Regions from separate parts of the Homo sapiens genome. Here region 1 is linked to region 2. A link is a contact called in ENCODE Hi-C or POLR2A ChIA-PET data. All regions are on one chromosome and are shown on one strand. Each heading gives the region's core, a stretch centred on a gene start or an enhancer-like site at or near the end of the contact. The rest is flanking DNA. Distances are from core to core; before and after follow the strand shown.

Evidence for each region. A loop is a pair of places that touch in the nucleus more often than their neighbours do. ChIA-PET counts read pairs that join two places held with the same protein, here RNA polymerase II (POLR2A). Pooled maps may share reads with other maps.
Region 1: a loop to region 2 is called in a pooled map, with 2.1 times the contacts of the local background. The contact joins the enhancer-like site here to the promoter of RPL5 in region 2. A Hi-C loop is called at or near these places in 2 of 50 pooled maps. POLR2A ChIA-PET finds 5 or more read pairs at or near these places in 2 of 52 experiments (A673 and naive thymus-derived CD8-positive, alpha-beta T cell).

The regions. Positions count from the first base shown.
Region 1 is chr1:91,750,207-91,752,906 of GRCh38, reverse strand. The region is part of intron 4 of TGFBR3 (transforming growth factor beta receptor 3); the gene reads left to right. Among named protein-coding and RNA genes, the nearest start is that of TGFBR3, 130 kb to the left of the region's middle. Within about 2 kb of position 1,445, at least 14 of the 41 ENCODE cell types and tissues checked have a DNase peak (open chromatin) inside an H3K27ac peak, as active enhancers do.
Region 2 is chr1:92,830,590-92,833,289 of GRCh38, reverse strand. It overlaps RPL5 (ribosomal protein L5), which reads right to left and starts at 1,250. Exons shown (of 8, transcript NM_000969.5): 1 at 1,173-1,250. The coding sequence starts at 1,175. It also overlaps a transcript of DIPK1A not described here. RefSeq lists enhancers at 172-809, 962-1,281, 810-1,448, 1,452-1,501.

The DNA of each region.
Region 1 (2,700 bases), core at 196-2,695, 1.1 Mb after region 2:
TACAGGCATGTACCCCCACACCCAGCTAATTTTTGACTTTTTTTTTTGTAAAGATGGGGTTTCACTTTGTTGCCCAGGCTGGTCTTAAACTCTTGGGCTGAAGCCGTCCACCTGCCTTGGCCTCCCAAAGTACTGGGATTACAGGTGTGAGCCACTATGCCCGGCCTCTAATTTTTTTTTTTTAATCTTGCTTTATTTGTATTCCAAACTTGAGCATTCTCTCCTGCAAGGTCTGTAGACTTGGAGCCCTAGGACAAGCAGACGTTTTCAAGATGAGACCCTAGTGCCTGGCTTTTAATAACCTAAAATACCTAGTCCAGAGGCCTTGGCCAGCTTACTTATGTCAGGCTTAGTCACTTTGCATGCTCATAAGGAAAAAAGGGTATCTAAGATTAGAAGTTTCAAGAAATAAGCAGCTTCTTCCAACCTCATTCACTCTCGATATTACTGTGCTGTGATCTATTTTTTTCTAGCCATTTATCATTAAAATCAGAGAGCAAATGTATGTGAATGTGTGTATGTTTGAGTGGGGGATGGGGCATAGAAGGGGATTTTGGTCTTTGAGGTACAATTGCTGGAGCTGGCATATAAAAATAGAGGATGCCCAATTAAAGTTGAATTTCAGATAAATAACAAATCATTTTGTTAGTGTGCCCATGTAGTATATGGGACATAACATATACTGAAAAAGTATTCATTGTTTACCTGAAATTCAACTTTAACTGGGTGTCCTGTACTTTATTGGGCAGCTCTACTCGGAGGTAATTCAGGTTTTTGTTTCCAGTTAACACCCTGGCCTGGGTGTTAGGAGGCCTGAGTACTAGTCTTGGCTCTGCCACTAACTAGTTATATACATCATCGGGAAAAAAAATCACTTAACTACTCAGACCTCGTTTCCTCATTTCTAAAATGAGGGGATCGTACTAGCTCATCTCTAAAGTTCCTCCCAGCTTTTAAACTCTGTGATTCTTTGATAGTACGACTGCTAGATGTTATATCCCAATTTAATTTGGAACAGAAACTGGCAAATTGAGCATTGCCTCTTCAGCAAATCCAAGTAAATATCAAGGCAGGGCAGTTGCAATAAATGACAGAAACTAAACTCTATGCTATTAGCTTTGGATTAAAAACAAATCAAAACTTAATCCTAATGAAAAATGTAAATTAATAAATTTAAAACCAGTTTTGTATTTTCAAGAAGCGGGGAGGGATGGGTGAAGAAGCTGGAGCTGCCAACATCTAGTTTATTCCTTTTACTTAAACTAGAGGCATTAAAAAAAAAAAGGTCCAAATATTTTGGGCCTCTGCCACCAAACCACAGGCAGTTCTCTGGTCTGCACTGGAGTTTGGATGACTGACAAGACTCAGTGAAAAACAAGTGCTATTTGTTTTCCTGTGCCTAGTATTTAACTGGAAATCAGAAGGCTAAATTTCCAATCAGTTGCTAAATAGCCCCAGATGTGTGCTCAGTGCAGCACTAGGAAGGGACACGCACAGCCCATACCACCGTGCATGTCCAGCTGTTACCTTTTCATGAAGCCAAGTGATGTGTAACTGAGGGTTGTAGTGTCTGTCCAAAAACGCCCTAAGAATAACTCAGACATTCAAGTTTGCTTGTGGAGAAGGGAACTTTTTTTAAAAAAAATTCTGTATTCTATTGTGTTACATTTAAAAATCTGGAAATAATTTTTTTCTTTGCTAATTTCCTTCTTTCCCTTCTTTGGCAGTTCCCCCACCCCCATGTTTAGAAAAAAACACAGAATTAGCATACCGGGTATGATGGTTTATGTATGTGCTTGTTCATTCATCCAACACACAGTTTTTAGTGCCTGACTGTGAACTGTGCTAGCTGTGGAGGATCTAGGGAAAACTGGGGTGAATTGCCTGTCGTCAGGGAGCTTCCCATTGTGTGGGAGAGCTGATTGAAAAATTGGGAATTGCAGTTTAGTGTGCTAAGTACTATTACGCTAAATAATAGTGAAAATTGGAGAAGATGAGAATAGTAGAAATTGGAGAAAATGAGAATTCTCTTCTTCCAAATGCAATCAAGGCAGCTTCCTGCATGAGGTTGGCTCTGGAGAACAGCATGTGGCAAATGGGTCAAGGTTGCAGACACAAACACAGCTCTTGGCTCGGCCAGAAGCATTACCCCTGTATTCCAGGGACCCGGATATACCAGTTTGTGTTTTGCAGTGAGGTCTTTCCCCAGATAAATTCTCTCTTGAAGGGAGATTAAATAACTAAATGTTTCAAGATTGCTGGTGGTTCTTCTTCTTTTTTTAAATGTCTCTTGTGGAATGACTCATTGTGTCCTGTGGGATATTCCAAGTGGTTGTGTACCATGCATTTTTATTCCGGAGTCTGCTCATCTGTTGGTTTTGTGGCTTGTCCTTAAGGGCCTTAATTATATGGGTCTTGATCCTCTCATGAACTAGGGTCAGTCAACTACCCTAGTTCAAACAAGTCATTCCTGTTTCCTAGGAATAGGAGTTTTTGGCCCTATTGTGGCCATTGAGCTCTTCCTAAATGTCACTATGGCAATTAGAACATTGGAAAGAGCCCAGTTTCAACTGGTAAACCTGGTCCAGAAGGGGTTTTTGAAAGACTCCCTGGGATTTATTCTAACTTGCTAGGTTAAGGCTGGTGAATGTTGTGAGTGAGTGAATGGCCCGTGGCCCCTGGGAGATTTGCCTGGGTGTA
Region 2 (2,700 bases), core at 1-2,500:
GTAAACAGACAACTGTCACTTGTAGAATCCCAGGTTTCACAAGCAACTAGGGTCAAGAATCTTTTTCCTCTACCTTCCATGTCACAGACTAGTAGTTTCATAAAACAATAAAAATGAATCCTTAGAGAAATATGGAATAAAAGAAACATACAAAATGCAGGCCCCAATTTATTACATTTAACAGGTATAAAATTATTGTTATATTGCTTTCAAAAGGTTTTAAACGCTTTCAATTTCCATATTTGTTTCTTCAAGGACCAGCACCGGTAATTGTGCCAAACTTTTGCGAAGCACTGCTCCAGACAGCAATCAGTGATGCCAAACGTCGGTTTGTTCGGAACACGCTATGTCCCACTTCGAAAACCTAGCCTCAAATAACAACTACGTACCTCTCTCGCTTCCCATGTTATGTTTTTCAAAAGCCTAAATTACCTGCCACAAAGCTTAACTGGGCAAGAGCACATTCAGCAGTAATTCCCCCACTAAAACAGCACTGTTCCCCATCAGCTAAAGCAACATTTCATCCCACCCTTGGGGCCCTACCCCAATAATTAAAAACTCATCCGGCGACGGACTCTAGAGGAAGAGGCAGGAGGCACGTATTCCATGTTAAAGGAGCTTCCGGGGCCCAGGGACCCCTCGGCCTCCAAGCTCCACTGACAATTTTGGCTTAAAAGCCACTTGCTCAGCCCACGGGCACAAGCTTCCTAAATCTAAGACTTGCCGGCTCCGACATTCTCCTGGAAAACCCACGAAGTACTCGGTACTCGGAGGTCGAGTGGGACCCGAGGACCTGCAGCCCCCCTCCATTCTGGCGTTCCCCAGCTAGGCTGAGGTCGACTGCTTGCGACCTCTCACGCCCGGCCGCTTGCCAGCGCCCCCTCACACTAGACGGCAGTATCCGCACTCAGGCTGTCTACTAAACTCACCCTTCTCCCCAATCCGCCGTCCAAGCTCACGCAACCCTTCTTCGCCAACCCCTCCCCCCAAGTTCGCGCACCGGGCGGCAGCCATTTAAGGCCACGCTGGGAACTGCACCTCGACCAAGTCAGAGCTAGCAATCTAACGCCATCCGGCCCCTGCGACGCGCGAGACGGGCCCTAGGCTGGCATACGGGCAAGAAAAGGGAACCTCCATGCATCTAAAGCCCCGAGACCGAGGCATCCACTCACCATCCTGCGGAACAGAGACCGGCGTCCGCTGCTCGACAGAGACCTGCAGGCCCAGCGGCGCTAGGGGGTGGGAAAAGGGCCACAGCCCTTGCGCAGGCGCAGTATGTAGCGCGGACGGTCACGCCAGTGACGTGTGAAAGAGAGAGGGCGTCGGCCACAAGGCGTTTTACGTTCCGCCCCCTGCTGGAAGGAGGGTGAATGCCTGCCCAAGCTCTCCAGGTTCCAATGCTCGGGGTATCTCACAGGATCCGTGCGGTGAGGAGGAGCAGGGAGGATTACTGGAGCCTTTCGCTTTCTTTGCTACAGCGTTTTGTTTTGTTTTGTTTTGTTTTGTTTTGTTTTGTTTTGTTTTGTTTTGTTCATAACGCATTTTGCTTTTCTAAGCAGGAAAAAAAAAAAAAATTAAATAGGACAAGTTTGCTTGGGAGCCCTCTTGCCTTCTCTGGGCTACTCATTCTGGTCCAAGAGCATATGGACCCACCCTCCCATCTCACCCCCAGGAAGCCTTCCCTGAGAGCCCCAAGCCTGGGATAGGGGCCACTCCTCTGCCTTCCTACAGCAGCTTTCTACTGGCTTCAGCCCACCACAGACTGTCAACTTTTCGAGGTGGGCCCTGATGTCCACCTCTGACTCTCCAGCACCTAGCAGGGTATCAGCTGCTCACCGTTAGAGCTGGGAGAAGGGACGGCCAACCAGGATGACAGGGTTAAGTGACTCCAAAACACTGCCACTAGAATAAATCAGGATTAGGATGCCAATTACTTCTGATTCCAACTTGTAATTCCTTATATAATAGGAAAAATAAACAGAGTTCGCTATGGCCGATGTCAACAGAGCTCTAGAGGAGAAAACTTAAAACACTTTTCACAGGAAGTGTGATTCTACTTTTGTGGAGCCACCTTTGAAAGGGTAAAGAAAGAGGTATTCAATTCGTATTTATAGAAAATATTTAAAAACCTTCATTTTGGTGGATTATCAAGTTATTAGCCTACCAAAGGTGCTCCATGTCTTGGTCAGGCCCTGCTTACACTGGAGGCAAAAGCATCAGGAAGGAAAGTCTGCCTGGAAACAGGCCGACTCCTAACTTCTGCATGTTTTAGGGCAAGGGTTCATAGGAAGACCCACATACTATTCATCTGAATATTTAGAAGTTGTGGGCCGGGCACGGTAGCTCAGGCCAGGTGCGGTGGGTCACGCCTGTAATCCCAGCGCTTTGGGAGGCCGAGGCAGGCGGATCGCGAGGTCAAGAGATCGAGACCATCCTGGACAACATGGTGAAACCCCATCTCTGCTAAAAATACAAAAACCAGCCGGGCATGGTGGCACGCACCTGTAGTCCCAGCTACTCGGGAGACTGAGACAGGAGAATCGCTTGAACCCAGGAGGCAGAGGTTGCAGTGAGCCGAGATCACACCACTGCACTCCAGCCTGGCGACAGTGAGACTCCGTCTCAAAAAAAAAAAAAAAGAAAGAAGTCATGAAGCAGGCTGGATGTGCTGGCTCAGGCCTGTAATCCCAGCATTTTGGG